2 separate regions of the Mus musculus genome follow, and region 2 is linked to region 1. The links are chromatin loops, found by intact Hi-C in ENCODE. Cell type or tissue: left cerebral cortex. All regions are shown on one strand. Links, peaks and the distances in the headings refer to the core of each region. The heading gives the core; the rest is flanking DNA.

Evidence for each region. A loop is a pair of places that touch in the nucleus more often than their neighbours do. Peaks named below come from ENCODE experiments on the same cell type or tissue, not always from the same donor. Only the 100,000 strongest peaks of a DNase experiment are listed, where the experiment ranks them.
Region 2: it touches region 1 in a loop (2.4-fold over the local background); 4 of 42 quality-filtered maps call a loop at or near these places.

The regions. Positions count from the first base shown.
Region 1 is chr3:98,219,996-98,227,812 of GRCm38, reverse strand. Reg4 (regenerating islet-derived family, member 4) reads right to left here and starts at 5,657. Exons shown (of 6, transcript NM_026328.2): 1 at 5,611-5,657; 2 at 2,973-3,156. The coding sequence starts at 3,039. In left cerebral cortex, for the core only: a CTCF peak has its summit at 3,386 (motif pointing right); DNase peaks (open chromatin) are centred at 3,021, 3,387 and 3,880.
Region 2 is chr3:98,058,996-98,066,812 of GRCm38, reverse strand. All of the region lies in intron 2 of Notch2 (notch 2), which reads right to left. Among named protein-coding and RNA genes, the nearest start is that of Gm40103, 37 kb to the right of the region's middle. In left cerebral cortex, for the core only: no CTCF peak of the experiment used is centred there; DNase peaks (open chromatin) are centred at 4,505 and 4,721; H3K27ac peaks cover 1,034 bases.

The DNA of each region.
Region 1 (7,817 bases), core at 2,337-4,836:
TGGTCATCTTTTTCTCACAGCTGTGACCAGATACCTGACAAATGCAGCTGGAGGAGAAAGGGGTTTATTTGGTTTGTAGCTTGGCGGGATTCGATCCTTCAAAGCAGGAAGGGCAACGCTGCAGGAGCAAGAGGTAGCGGTGGCGGTCATGTTGTATCCGGTCAGCAGCCACAGTCAGATAGATATTGACATTCAACTTATTTTTTTCTTTTTTATTCAACCCAAGACCTCAGCCCATGGCGTATTTTCAATTCGCCTATCTCTTTTGTTTTTCTCCGTGCCTTTGTGCGCTCCTCCTCGATTCTTTCCTCCCCTCTGCTTTTCTCCATCGTTCTTTCTCACCTTAGCCTTGCATTGTTGCAGCTACCGACATGCGCCCCCTGGTGGGAACACTTAGAAATGCTTCCAACTGAGGCCATGCGCCGTTGTGCCTCGGGTTTACCCAGCATTCCTTGGTACCAGGTCCTTCTCTGGGCAGTTTATACTCTAGAACCCACCCTCACCCCCATTATATAGTTCCTGATATTGCCACCACGTCCCAGATGAGGAAACGAGGCAGAAAGAAGTTGTTGCGCCTCACACTCCCACAGCAAATAAGAAAAAGAGAAGCTATGGTCTAGACAGTGTGGCTCTGAGTTGGGACTCTAGCCGGCTTAGTCATGCTCAAGCTATGTTTAAAAAACAAAAACCTGCAAGCCACTCATATTTATTCGGGCTGTCCTACTTAATAGCCAGACTGTCTCAGACAGATGGGAATGGGCACTCGTGGTACGGACAAGAAAACCTGTTAAGGCCACGAGACAGGAGTGGAGTGGGACTTCTGAGGAGCCGCTGCGTTCTCAGCAGCCTAGAGTCTTTTCACATCTCTGCCACAGGTGCCAAGTCTCCTCATTGCTGCACATGGGGTGACAAGAGACAGGTCCTCGCACCAGGCTCTCTATCTTTAGTGGTCTTTCTAATCTCCTAACCTTCGTACAACTCTGACTTCTTGTCTGCACAGTGAACTGATGTACACTTTCCCCACAGGGTTGCCTGGAGAGCTGGTGGGATAATGCATACCTAATGCAAACACAGTGGTTAGCACGCCGCCTAGCACAAAATAATTGCTAAATAAATGACAGCTGGTTAGAACTATAGCTTTCTTGTGTGATACTGGGGACTGGTCTGGTGCATGGTGGGAAAGTCCTGCCACAGAGCTGTAGATCTACAGGCTAGCCCTAGGCTTCTTTTCTTTTCCTTTTCCTTTCCTTTTCTTTTCTTTTCTCTTCTTTTCTCTTTTAAACCTGAAGCAGAGCCTGTTTAAGCTTCCAAGACTGGCCTTGAACTCTGTGTCGCCCAGGCAGGTCAGGGCTCTGAGGTCATGCTGCACTGTTCTCCTGAGTAGCCAAAATTCCAGACATGCAGAACCAGACTCAGCTAGAATTGTAGCTGTGAGAAACCAGCACCATTGTTATGATAACAAGGTGGAGTATTTCTGAAAAATATTAGCCAGTGCAGTTTTCATTGTGTCTAAATGTCTCTCTGTTTCTCTTCATTGAGCCCCACAGGCCAGGGCAAGGAGCCATTGCTCAGACAACAGAGCTATGATGTTGGCCATCAGCCTCCGTTGAAAGAAAAAAAATCAGTTTCTAAGCTCTCCACATCTACTTTAAATGCAAGATTAGACTTTTTTTTTCCACAAGCTTTTGTGCAAATATATATATATGGGATCTGTCCTAAGCACAGTTCTCATGAATGCAGCAATAAACAAAAAGGTTTTCTACAGCTGGGAGGAAGATCTGTCTGGAAAAGAGCCATGGAAGGACCCGTGCTATATGTTTTGGCTCTAGTCTCCTCCTGGGGAGAGACCCAAGGAGATTAGTGAAGTCCTGGGAAGAGGTTGGGAAGTCTTATCTCATTCTCCAGAAGATAGCCAGGGTCAGTGTCAAGCTCTTAAAGGAAGCCAGAGGTCAGGGCAGCCCCCAAGGAGCATACAGACACGGCTGTAAGGCAGCAGGGACTGGGGACAGTTTCCAGTGTTCTCTGCATTCTTGCAGGGTGCAGGGGCAGTGGCTGAATTCCCTGGGTCCTGAGAAATCAGACACAGAGAGCTGGTAGCTGAGACAAGTGTGGAGTCAGGGGCAGAGTATCATACAAGGCCACGTGGAGGGTAGGCCACGGCAAAAACACAGCCTTCAACCGATGCCCCAAAAGCTCCACCTCTCCCCACACTTCCTTGCATTCATTCATCCCCTTGGCAAAGTCCATTCGAGAACTTCTAGGCCTCAGCAGATCTTTTTAGTGGCCTCTTCCCTCGACAGAACTAATGCTCAAACAAGCAACTCTTGTTTCTCAGAGGTCCTGCCTCCTCCAACTCCCAGTGAGGTTGTGGGGTACTGTGGGAGATGACCAAGCTAGGAGCTGGGCATCAGTGTGACTTTTGTCATTCTCAGATTCAACGGAGCATTTATATCAGAGGACCCCACATTGCATCTCTTTCCATCCCGGATAGTCCGTGGTGGTTCTCCTCAACACACTCAAACCTTCTTCATCCTCCTTTCTCTGCTGCAGATTCCACAGTGTCCCTGGCACGCTCCCTGTCCTTGTGCTATGAGTGTACAATAGTCATCTCTCTAACTAGCTTTGCAGGTCCCTGGTAAACAGGACTTTGTAATATGCTCAAACACGAGAACAGTGCATAAATGGTTGGACATTGTGATTATAGCTATGAGCTACAGACAGCCTGAGGCCTGTTGGCTTCTTGAAACAGGCTCTCTATCGCTCACAACAAACTCAAAATCTTTATTCTGCAACCCTTGACTTAAGGGTGGCTTCCAACCGTCTCAGACTGGCTCTTCTCTGACGGCCACCTGATTTTGCATTCTCATCTTGATATGCTTTCCTGGAATGCCTGGGCAGGTGAGTGGATGGCATACTATGTGCACTGTGTACTTACTACCTGTGGCTGCCTTCCAATAACTGACTGAACTTACCGCTCAGGACTTCGGGGCCAGCTACCCAGCTCAGCAGTAAGAGTAGCCGCACGCCTTTGGAAGCCATCTTCCTCTTTCGATGGAGATGATACTTCAATGCTTTGATTTCAAGGCCCTCAGAGCCCGTTCCAGTTTTTTTCTTTTCTTTTCTTCTCTTTTTTCTGGATTCTCCTAGACCTGCAATCTGGAGCAGTGAGAAAGATGCTGGGATTTAGCTACCACGTCAAAATACTGTCAGGTAGATTAGCATTTTACAATGAAGATAATCTCAAGTTTAATGTAGGGATTGCAGACATTGTGGAATTTTATTTTTCCCTGCAAGCCCTCTGGACCAATGCCAGAGTCCTAAGGACAGGGGCAGAAGTGTTGAGCAGTTCCTGAACTACCCAGAGTTCCCGAGTTGTCTCCAGGACAGTCAGCAGAGGGCGACCTGGGCACGTTTTCTCACAGGGGATACTAGGCCTCCTCAAGTCCAGTAAATGAAAGAAAGGGATTCCAACACTGGGATTTTTTTTTTTTTTTTTTAATGTTGAAGGTAAACAGATGGCTCCAATACAGTTACAGATAAGAAAGCATTGGGTTTAGAGGGACTGGGAGTCATTAGCTCATGTCACCAGCTCTGACTCTTAAACCTTGGTTACATCACTTAAAACAAAGAAAAGGAAAAAAAAAAAGAATCTTTGCTGGTCTCCTCTTTCATTATCAAAAAACTTATAAGTCATTAAAACATCAACACAGACCAGGAGATAAGAAGTGATTCATCTCCCAGAGACAAGCAGTTTGGGCAAGAGCCTGCAGAGCCTAGAGTCACCCTGCCTGGTACCAAGCCGGCTACAAAGAACGTTCTTGCAGCCAGGCTCTTTGCCTGCTTTCTCTTCTGTTTGGTGTGAACCCACGTGTTCTGCTGCGTTTGCAGAGGAAGGCCGCTGTCTCCTGGCAGGCTTGCCTGCTCACTCCTTCGTGGGAACTCAAGACTGCTGCCCTCCTACTCCATGATGCTAAAGTTTGTCAGAAAGTGCTTTTTACTCAGTTTGGTATTTAAAAAGACATTTTTGCCCCTATTTAAAAGCTACCAACAAAATGGAGCATAAGTGATATAATTTTTATCTACTTGTAAATTATATAAATAAAAATGATACACTTTTTAACATTTCGTTTGTGATTTATCAGTTCATAGCTTCGTACATTTTTCTACATGTTGGATTTTTTCTTTTTGATGATTTGTGAGACTGCTTTTTGTATATTTATACCTCCTAGTGAAGTTACTAACAGTGTATCTCAGTTCATATTTTCTCTCATTTATGATTTTTTTTCCACTCTGAAGGGGGACAAACAACAGCTGTAGGGGTTCAACATGACACCCAAAAGCTCCACTTCTGTTTGCTTCCTCGAAGTAGTCCCTGCCCCTTTGCCAAGTGCTGAGCTCTGGGCCTCGCTGGATCTCTTCACAGAAGTCATGTTCAGGTTTTTAAAATGCCTTTGTCCTATGCATGCTCTCCTTTATAATCTTTGGAATTTCTATGAGAAACATTAACCACCACTGTGGTATTAGGTTAGTGTAGTCACCCACACACCCTTCCATTCTTAATTATGCTTTCCTACAATTCTAAGCAATAGTTGTTTTCAAAAAACAAAACAAACAAAAAATCTCCAAAAAACAAAACTATGATAAATGAAGAATTCATTGAGTTCTTATTTAACAATGCTTTATGATAAAAGAATAATAATAAAATATCAAATAATTGATGGCTTAGGAGGGCCGATGTAACTAAAATGGAGACTTCTGGAAACTCTAATCTGCAGCCCTGTGAGCACTTTGGTCTGACATTCACAGAGGGGGCACCCCTTCTTTTTCTTTGCTTTTTTATTGTTTTTTAAATTATCATATGAACCTTGACTTATTTATTTATTTATTTTTGCTGAGGAGTTCTTTCAAATGTACCCTGGGATTTCAAAGTCCTTTGAAATGCCAATGGCGCGGCTCAACTATAGGCCTGACTGACTGGAGGAAGGAGGTCCGCATTTCTTCCCTTACTCTGAATGAGTCTTAAACATCTGGTGAGGCCCTAACATCTCGTTTGACCTCCACAATCAGACTGCACTGACAAGTGTCAGTAACAGAACCGCTTTAGGGTCAAACAAACTGACATCCATTGAGAGAGATTCTTCTGTGACGGTCCCTAAGTTTCACAGCGACCAGTTTCACACCACCACGGAACCCACTACTGCTGGACGCCAAAGCCAACTAACTCTCTTTCAACAGAGCAGCAAGAAAACACAGAACCCAGGGCTAAGCAAAGGGCTCAGAAGGTAAAGGGGCTTGCTGTGCAAGCCGGATGACTTACCTGAGTTCCATCCCTGGGACCCACGTGAAGATGAGCTCACAGTGCTCACAGTGCACTGACTCCACAAAGCTCGCCACGCACGCACGCACGCATGCACGCAAGGGTGCATCCCCGCACATCCATTAATAATGATGATTTTGTAAAAATTAACAATTTAAATCAAACATTACTGTAACAAACTCCCCAGCAGGAGCGATGACGCTGTGATTTGTCGTTTCTGACCCACTGGGTAGCTAGCAGAGAATAACAGGCGTTCACAGAAAGCCCCCTGTCCCTGCTACGGCGAAGATTACCTGATTGGAAGCAACACTCCGAGAACCCTGCCTTCTTCAGCTTGAGTGGGCCTACGTTAGAGTCCTGCAGCTCTTATACCTTCTTGTCTCAAGATGTAATCTGTTGAAGTCATGAAGCAATAGTGTTTACCAATAATTAACCTTATCTATAGTTAAAAAAAAAAAAAGCTGTTCAGGTGATAACTTTAAAATGGACACACATTGAGCTTTGTTAAAGCAAGAGCAGGACCCCTCCCTGTGAGCAAACAAAATCTTCTTTCATGTCCACGTTATTAAAATCCACAGTATCCTGTAGTCGGCAAACTGCCGTTTGCTGTCCATCTCTTCCCTTAATGGAGCCTGGTTCTGCTCTTCCTCTCGTTTTTATCTCTTCGTGTTGTAGATGACCTAACGTCCTTCCCTCTCTGGAACGACGTTAGATTTCTATCCTTGCAGAAAAGACTTGACTTTGGGTCACACCTGATGACCAAACAGGACTCTTGTCCCCAAAGTGCTCATTCCCACCTCCCAGCCTGCACCAAGGTCCTTGGAACCCTTCCGGTTGTCTTTATCCTATGGAACTGAAGGTACAGAAGTCATGTTTTAACACAGGCAAATGTGTCCAAGTAGCTTACACTGATAGAATAGTTAACAGCAAATTCTTTCTTAGACCATCAAACAAGATGCTAACCAAAGCCCTGTGGGCAACCTAGGGCAGGCTTCTCCCATGCACAGTTAAGAAGCCCACCGACTAGACCAGGAACACCTGGCTGCTCTTCCAGAGACCTGGATCAGTGCTTAGCACCCACACCAGGTAGCTCACAACCATCTGTAACTCTAGCTCCAGAGGATCTGACACCTCTGGTTCCCACAAGTCATCTGTGCTCAACTGCACCCACACATAGACACACATACCTACACATAATAAAAACCTCGGGGAAAAAGCCTTAACAAAAGAAAATAAAAGAAATCCAATTCCAAGACAGCAGTGACCTGCCTGGTTCTCAAGGCTTGTCAGTGGTATTCAGAGAACCCTGGCCTCAGTCTAATCTAGGTTTGCTTGCTGAATTCACAACCATTTGAAAAAAACGAGCTATTTAGAAAGGACATCAAGGTTTGCTTGTCTGTGCAGAGGGTAAGGGATTGATTTGTGTTCTGGGCGTCGGACGTTGCTCATCGTACATTATAGAAATGGCTCTGTAAGGTCCCTTGTGCCTGAAGGCGGCCATGCAGATGCTTGGGTCTTACTCCGGAGAAGTGCTGTGCCTAGTGTGGTTAACAAGGGAAGTTATGGCTCCCTGCTCCAAGCCTAGTGTTGTTTTCTAGATGCTACTCTGCCTCTGTCATTGGATCTTTCCCACCTTTGTGTAAATTTATGCTAGGGCCTGAGAAACCAATGTCTTCCCAGCTTACCTCCCCCAACACCACATACCCGAGAGAGAGAGAGAGAGAGAGAGAGAGAGAGAGAGAGAGAGAGAGGCAGGTGGTCTGGCTCCTGGCAGTGGCTGGTTGAGGTTTGAGTTCTGTTCCTCTCTCACTATAAAGCACGGGGAATGTGTTGAACCCCTTGGAGTCACAGGCCCCTAATCTGTATATGAAGGAGGGCATTGCTAGGTGATCTTACCTAGTTTAATACACAACACCTTTTCCCTTTTAGAACTGGATGGGAAAGTCACTGCCACACTGTACAAGAAAGAACACAGATTCCAACTCGGAGCCTTCCATGGTCCAAAGACCTGATGCAGAAGGAACACAGAAAAGTTTCTGCAAAATATTGTGAGCACGTAGATCTTCTCCATGCCAGACTACCTTGACCCTGCTCTGACCTCTGTGCCATTGTTCCAAGACTTCAGACAACAAGAGGATTGTCAGAGCACAGGAGACTATGAGAGGTCTCTCAGCAGAACCTCCATTGCTCTGCACCAAACAAAAGCCCGATAGAAGCCACACACAACACTGAGACATAAAAATAAAAGGGAATTCACCTGATGTAGAGTCTGGCACACATGCGGAATCTCAGAACTCAGAGGCTGACAGAAAACTGTGAATGTGCAGACAGGCTCCATAGTAAGTCCATAGTAGGTCAGCCTCTGCTACAAAGTGAGCTCTAGACCAGCCTGGGCTACATGAAGCTCTGCTTCAAAACCAGAGAATATAAATAAGGGGTCAGAAAGATGCCTGGATTTAAAGCTTCATTGACTATCAAGAAACAGTGATATAAAAGAAAC
Region 2 (7,817 bases), core at 3,593-6,092, 160 kb after region 1:
TCTAGCAGAGACAAAGGCAATGAGGCCTTAGTCGTGGTGCAGGGTCAGGGTTCCCCAGAGTGTGGTGATGAGTTCCTGGAACTGGGGTTACAGTAGTTATGAGCCACTCTGTGGGTGCTAGGGAATAGCCCAGGTCCATGACAAATGCAGCCTGTGCTCTCAGCTACTGAGACATTGCTCCAGCCCCACACCACTTCCTGATTTAGCTTTCCTTCTGCCTAATGTACCTTTTACCCGAGGCTGCTGACTGAGGGGAAAGTGTGTGAGGCAAAGGGACACAGAGCACCAAGCACCAAGGTCCTAAGGATGGAAGCAACCCTAGCTTAGCCAAGGAGCGGCAAGGGACCCTGTACTGCCACACCTAAGGGCATAAGGAGTAACGACGGAGGGAAGCTGCAAGCTGGCAAGGACATGAAGCCCTTAGTCGAGGTGCAGGGTCAGGGTTCTCCAGAATCCTTGGGATGACACACAGCAGTTCCATGTGCCTCCTAATGTTTAAAAGAAAACAGCAAAGTAACTTGTTAAAAATTGACTTGCAGAAAAGTAGAAATTGTTGGGTGGTGGTGTAAAGAAATGGCATTTTCCCACCAAGGACAAGCCATCCAGTTGTCAGTCACACCGTATGAAGCAGCAAAGGTGAAGGAGAGAAAAGGGTATGTGTACAAGAATTGCTTTGCATGGTCTCATCTGAGAGGGTTGTATTCGAACTGTTGTAAGAATTGTAAGAATCTTGACTTTCTTTTTTACGTTTGGAAACATCAAATAAAATGGAAACAAACAAAAAAAAGAGGCCTCTAAAGCCCATGGGCAGAACCACCTCGCTTTATATGAAACTAGACTTTCTTATTGGTGAAGATCCAATTTCCTAATTAAAATGTCCTGAGTTTACCATTCCTCTGTGTCTTTGTGTTTAGCTTAAAATATATGCAGGTCTCTTCTAACTTACCTTTTCAACTAAGTCCCTCTGCCCTTTCCTTCTATGGAGGCATCCTGTGCACAAACAGGCTTCTCGGACGCTGGGCAGACAGTCCTCTTTCTCTCCATCCACACCGTCCGCAGTTCTCAGAACACAGCCTGCAGCCCAGCAGGCTCCATGATCACCTTCTGAGAGTTCCGACTTGGTCAGGCTTAGCTGACACTTCTCTGCTCACTATAAGTGAGTCCCCATTCCCACTGGAAGCTGTGCGGGTCACTTCCCGCACCATCTGGAATGTGACCATGTCTCTCACAAGACCTGGCAAAGTTAGTCTACCTCTTTCCTCTTCCATCATGGTCATTTTCAATTCAACTCTGGGCCACACTGCTCTTCTCTCTACTATACATTTAATGTTTGTCATTTTACAATGATTTAAACACAAAAGATGCCAAAGGACACCACTCTAGGGCACCAGTTTAGCTTTCTAAACCATTCACCTATCATACTATGTCCTGCCAATGACTTAAAGACAAACATTAGGAAAACATCATTTTTCCATGAAACTTCAGCTCTTCCAATTTTCTAGGGGTCATAATTCGACTTTTATTTAATCCCTTGAAGTTATATATAATTGCTGTGTCTGACAAGTCTTGTTAACCGAATTCCTGTAACGCTTATCACTCATGTTCACAGTTTCCCTCTTGATAGCAATTCAGATCATCTTTAAAGCCTCAGGCCAGACATCTTGTTACTGGCTCTTTTCCCACCTCCACGCATCCCTGAATAGCAGAACCTTAAGGCACCTTAAGGTGATTTCTATCGAATGCCATAAGCATTTCTAAAATATTCCGAAGAGGCAATCACCAGGCCCTGCTTGCACCAACACACGCCCGTGGCAGGCCTTTACTATGTTGACTACACTTCCATTACTAAGTGGTCACTTGGTGCTGCTGAGCCTGTGCCCCAGAACCAGCCGCCTGGACTGCAGAGCTGGCTCACCATGGATTCGGGAGCACAGCACTGGCCCCCTCTCTTTGACACAGACTCAGTATGAGTGCCTGCCCTCCTGGGGTCTTCACATCATCACAGCACTGAGAACACTATGTAGCAAATGTACTTTTTAAGTAAAACTACTGGCTTGCTGCTTTAACATTCTTTGGTCTTTCCATTATAAGATACATCTTTCTCTAAAATTCTGCCCCCCCCACCCCCCCACACACACACCACAGTAACTAAAAGTATATGTTCATACTAGCACTCTTCATTAAAAAAAAAAAAAGTTCGTCCATATGTCCATGCCAGCATGACTCATAATAGCTGAAGGTAGAAATAGCCCGAATGCCCACCATCTGATGAGTAGAGAAATAAAAGCCATTATATCCACACAATAAAATATTATTTGTCTGTGAAAAGAGATAGACTCCTGTCACATCCTACAACACTGGAAATATTATGCTAAGTAAAAGACAGCAGAACCAGGCAGCCACGGGTCTTATTCTGTCCTTAGAGATGAGCACAGCAGGCAAGGCCACAGACACAGGCAGGTGCTTGCTGCCTGGTCCCCACGGCTACATCCATTACCTAGTTCTTAAAAGTCTACTGTTGATGACACAAAAGAACCTACTGTTCATTTCACATGCACATGGTGGAACAGGGTGAAGGCAGGAAAGAGAGAAACGCAGTAGAAAAGATTCCATCCGAAAGGATTCCAGTACAGCCCCCCTCGCTGAAACAGCCCCTGCCTCTCACAGGCCTGCATTCTTGACATGAGGCAGGGACGTGAATGGCAGTTCCCACCTATAGTCTATCTGCAATAGCTGTCTCCCCAGTAATACAGGGCAGAAAACTTTCCCACGTGAATAGCCACCCATCGAGAGAAACGCCAAGAGCAGTGAGAGGCTCTGTCAGCTCCAACACGGGTGAAGTCTGAGAAGGAAACAACGTCTCTTCCAACTAAACCCCAGGGCTTGCTCCCCCACTTTCCCCACCAAATGTTCAGCAGCAGGGTGAGCCCAAATTGTGCCCAGGCTCTACTGCAACCCTTTTGGTTTTGTTTTTAGGAGTTTTATTTTTACTTTTGGTGAGGATCTGGTCATTAAAAACAACAACAAAGAAAAGCCCCACCACACGCAAGAGGGAGGGGCATTCTTCACACAACAGCAATTTCAAAATCCTGAGTTTTCAAAACCTGTGCAGAATGTGGGATGGAGGGAAAATGTCTCCTGTGGGCTGATCGCAGCGCAGCTGCTCCTCATTAAAGCTCCTCTTGACTCCCTCTGGGCTGGTTTCCAGCAGAAAATTCTTTAAACAGAACGCAGCTTTCAGCCCACTTTCTTCTTGCCCTGGGCCTCTCAGCCCTCCACTCTACAGCAGCAGCCAGCCTCTGCTGAGCCCAGGACGGAGACAGCCATTAAGGTGAATGGGGTGGGAGCTAACAGAACCCACAAACCAAATTAAACACTGGTCAGTAACAAAGGTCTACAGTTTGAAGGGCCCCAAATCAGTCTGTTCTTTCCTGTGACCATGATGCCAGCCAGGTTTCCTGCCACCGCCACCCACCCCTACCCTGTTCCTGTTCCCCTGTTAAAGTAGATAAAATTAATTGCTAACAGGCGAAGCTAGCGTAACCAGTGAAAGTTCCCTTTTAACTTTCCCAAAGCCAGGCTGAAAACATCTAGATGCCCCAAAGCATTCAGACTCCAGCCTAAAATGCCCCTGCTGTACTCAATAGCCCAGGCCACTGGGCAACCTGACATGGCCCTCATTTCAAGAACTTCAGCCCCACATCTCACTAGACCTTCAGCCTCTTAACTCTGTGACTCTATGCAAAAGAAACTAAATGGGTTGTGCTCACTGCTGACTGTTTTGTTGTTGCTGTGGTTTGTTTTTTGTTTGTTTTGTTTTGTTTTAAGCACAGACTTAGTTAACATCCTAGTAATTAGAGAAAATGGAAGCTGCATATCATATCACATGCATCTTCCCATGTTCCCACTCCCACTCATTCCCCACTGCTACTTCCAGAAATGAAAGGGAAATAAAGAAAACCAGAGAAAGAAACAGTACACCTTCCTTAGTAAGAAGGGGAAGCGCTGGTGTGCAGAGTGGAGCCCCAAACAGGCTGTTTGTGGTAAAACATGCTTTCTAGGGCCTTCTTGGTTTGATGTAAAGGAAACAAAGACCTGTATATAATCAACCCTACACACAGACACACACACACTCTCTCTCTCTCTCTTTCTCTCTCTCTCTCTCACACACACACACACACACACACACACACACACAGAGAGACACACACTCTCTCTCACACACACATTCTCTCTCTCTCTCTCTCTCTCTCTCTCTCACACACACACACACACACACTCACATCTGACACACAAAGACTACCAAACCCTGCAAGGCAGGCATTTTTTTCTACTATGTAAATCTGCTTCCTGGACAGCACGTTTCTGCCTTTCTTGTACAAGTATTTCAGAAAATGTTAATCTTGATTCCCACATTAGCTGAATGCTTCCAAATTAAAAGTTTCCCACAGGAAAAAACCGACATGGGAGCCGGGAGGCCAGGGCTCGTCTTCTGGAGCCCCACCTCGCTTGGTTCACAGGTGCTCAGGTTTTTCCACCCCCTCATCTGAATAAAGCAACAAGCACACTGATGCTAACACATCCAGACTGAAGAGGCTGAAGAGGCACGACCTCAGACCCACTCATTCACAGCAACTCGACCCTCTGTAGGAGGCTGGTATAAGGAGTGAGGAGATGGGAACACATGCTTTATTTACAATGGAATGTCGTGAGCGCCCTTATCTTCCAGCAGAGAGTCTCAGCGCATTCATCAGAGCTCTGAGAACAAGCGGAGTGCCCAGGCTCTTCAGCAGCCTTGAATGATGGAACCGGGACACACAGACAGTGCTGAGGCTTGTGTCCTTGATGTAGCAGAAGAAATAATCAGTCCTTTACCATGTGCCCTGAACCCTGAAAAATATTAGAATGTGACTAAAACATCACAGAGCGGCTCTTATCACACCCTTCACCATAACAGACAAACTGTCTGAGAGAAGGAGATGCGTGCTCTAAGTGTTGTGTTGCAGCAGCATGCCAGGGGCTGTAATCCTGACAAGCACTCCTTACACCACTAAGTTCTATCTGGTCCACATTTGAATGTATATAAGATGCTGTTACGATTAACCTAACGGTCTATCTGGGTGACTTCCATATTACTGCTGATGGAGGCAGACCTTGCTCCTGCACTGTGCATCATTCCCAAGCCCTGGGAAGATGCCTGAATTCCTTGTAGACTTTGACCTGGTGCATTGTGTTGAAACAACGGTTTCAATGTAGCTTTTCTTCATGCACTGTACGTTCTCTGTGCTCAGCTTCCTCCAGCTCAAAGAACATGCTACAATCCAACACGCCTCCTGCCAGACCTGTGCACACGTCAGTCACAAAGCCCCCACTCTCTCCACCCTCTGTCACAACCATGCCCTAAAATTCCTCCAAGCCTCTGCCTAAACGTTATTTCCTGCTGGCAGCCTCATGCTGCCTGTAAGCACACTCGAGAGGCTCAGGCAATAAGACCCTGTCCCCACCCCCAAAAGAAGGAGAGGAGGGGAAGATACAGGAAGGAGAAGAAAGGGGAAGAGGGAGGAGAGAAAGGGAAAGAGAAGGTTTGGAAGGGACATCCCCACTTTATGTTCCCATAAATCTGACACAGTGCATTAACCTTTACTACAATTATTTATCTTCTCTAATAGACAAGAGTTATTCTCTACTATACCCTATGTGCCAAACACAGTGACTAGCATATGGAAGCCATTCAGCTGTTCAAATTCTTAACGGATGCCAAAGGGCAAGATGCAAGGGTCCACATAATCTTTACAACTTAAAGGCTCCAGACTTCAATTACACTGGAAGTTTGGGAACCACTGGGTTGAGCTGTTTACCTAAAGGATCTTTAAGCTAATTAAGATTCTTGATACACAAAGCACCTACCTCTTAACCTTCATAAACCCAAGGCTATTCAAAGCTGCCCTACCCCATATGGAATAGATTTCTTTAAATCACATTTTCCTAATATATATGTGTGTGTGTGTGTGTGTGTGTGTGTGTGTGTGTGTGTGTGTTACTCAGCTTTCAGAGTGCATATCTGCTGCACATAAACCCTCTGACTGTCACATACAACAGAAATTGATTGCAGTGCCCATGTAAGAGGCTCACACTGCATTGCTGTGCCCAGAAGCAGACACCAGGCAGCACCAGCTCTGCCAGATTTACCTGCAAGCCTCTCAAGATGCTCTTAAGAGCAAACATGACTATTAAACCACCACTGTCACAACACCCAACCCCAAAACTTGTCCACACAAAAGATAACTTTTATGGCATTTACACCAACTAACATTTATTACTTTGATGGTAATGAGAACAATTAATTGCCAAAGAAAAATGAGTGGTGTTCACTTCTTTGAATGATGTTCCTCGTTAATTTAGTAGAAACCCTGGCTGTAACTAGCACACATCACCTCAGCCAGAGATGGCATCGACCAAAAGCGGGCAGCAGAGGGATCAAGGGTAGTTCACTGTTGTGATCTCAGCTCCTCTGCTTCAAGAACATCATTGCACATTAAATCAAGAACAAACAGCAGAAACAGTGGCTTTCTGGCATCTGGCACTTCTGGGGAAACAGGAAGCTTTCCAATGGCTCCTGAGCCCTAAGGTGGGCTGGCACACTCCACCATCTATGTTTGGATCATCAGCTCAGGAACTGTCACTGGTGGCATTTTAAATGGGCATAAAGTGACACAGAACTGTCAGCTTGACTCTTGGCCTAAAAGATGTGATATCTAGCATTTTTAAGGAAGTTTGCTGACACTTGCTCGAGGGCAGGACACCACTGACATCATAAAGGCAAAAGGCTTACAGTTTAGGTGAACTCTTGTTCACTGCAAATAAGGCCATTTCTGCAAGAGATAATAATGCTCAGCTGGTAGAACCCTCGAGTCCCCTGTGTGAGTCCCTAGGTTTAACTCCCAAGACCAGAGCAAAAGAAAGAGAAGGAGAAAAACAAAACAAACAAACAAAAAAAAAACAAAAACAAAAACAAAAACAAAAAACAAAACAGGGTTATAGAAACCAGGCCACTTGAGAAGCAGTTATTATGAAGTATGCTTAATTTCAGAAAGACAGCCCAATGCCACACCATCTGTATAGAGAAAAACAAAGACTGGGAGCATAGCTCAGAGGTAGAGCATTTGACAACAGCAAGACTCCAGATTGGTTGCCAACACCTAAATAAATAAATAAATAAATACCTAAAACAGTAGACATCTGCAAAATAATTATGGTTCCTAACTACTCCTCTTAAAAACAGAGTCATTGCCTATCAGGGGGAGGGAGGAAGATCAATTCTTGGGAGTAAAACTTATCTGAGACTTTATAGTGGTCTGTGGCCTTTCATACTACAGAAACTAAACATCCAACAGACACGCTGAACTTACCACTCCACTGTGCCCAAAGCGAAGGCAAAGGGAAGTGCAGAGACACTTGTGGGGCAGTAGCAGCAAGCACAGCAAAGCCAGAGCTGACCGGCCCAGGCTGATCTGTGCTTCCAGATGGAGCCCAAGGCCAAGGTCACAAGTGTAAGCAAAGACAGTCTACAGCAGGAACTATCATGGTCCATGCCACAGACATTCTACATCATTTCTGGAAAGGTGCTTCACTGACTAGAGATGTGGGCAAAGCCACTACAGATGGACCCACACTCTCCTCAGCACTGCCCAGCAGCCTTCAGGACGGTTCTATGGGAGACTCTGAGGGCATGGGTGCATTCACAAGTGTATACACGTGTGGGTAAACACTCACAATCCAAGTCTGTCACATATAAAACATGTGTGCAAACGTACATA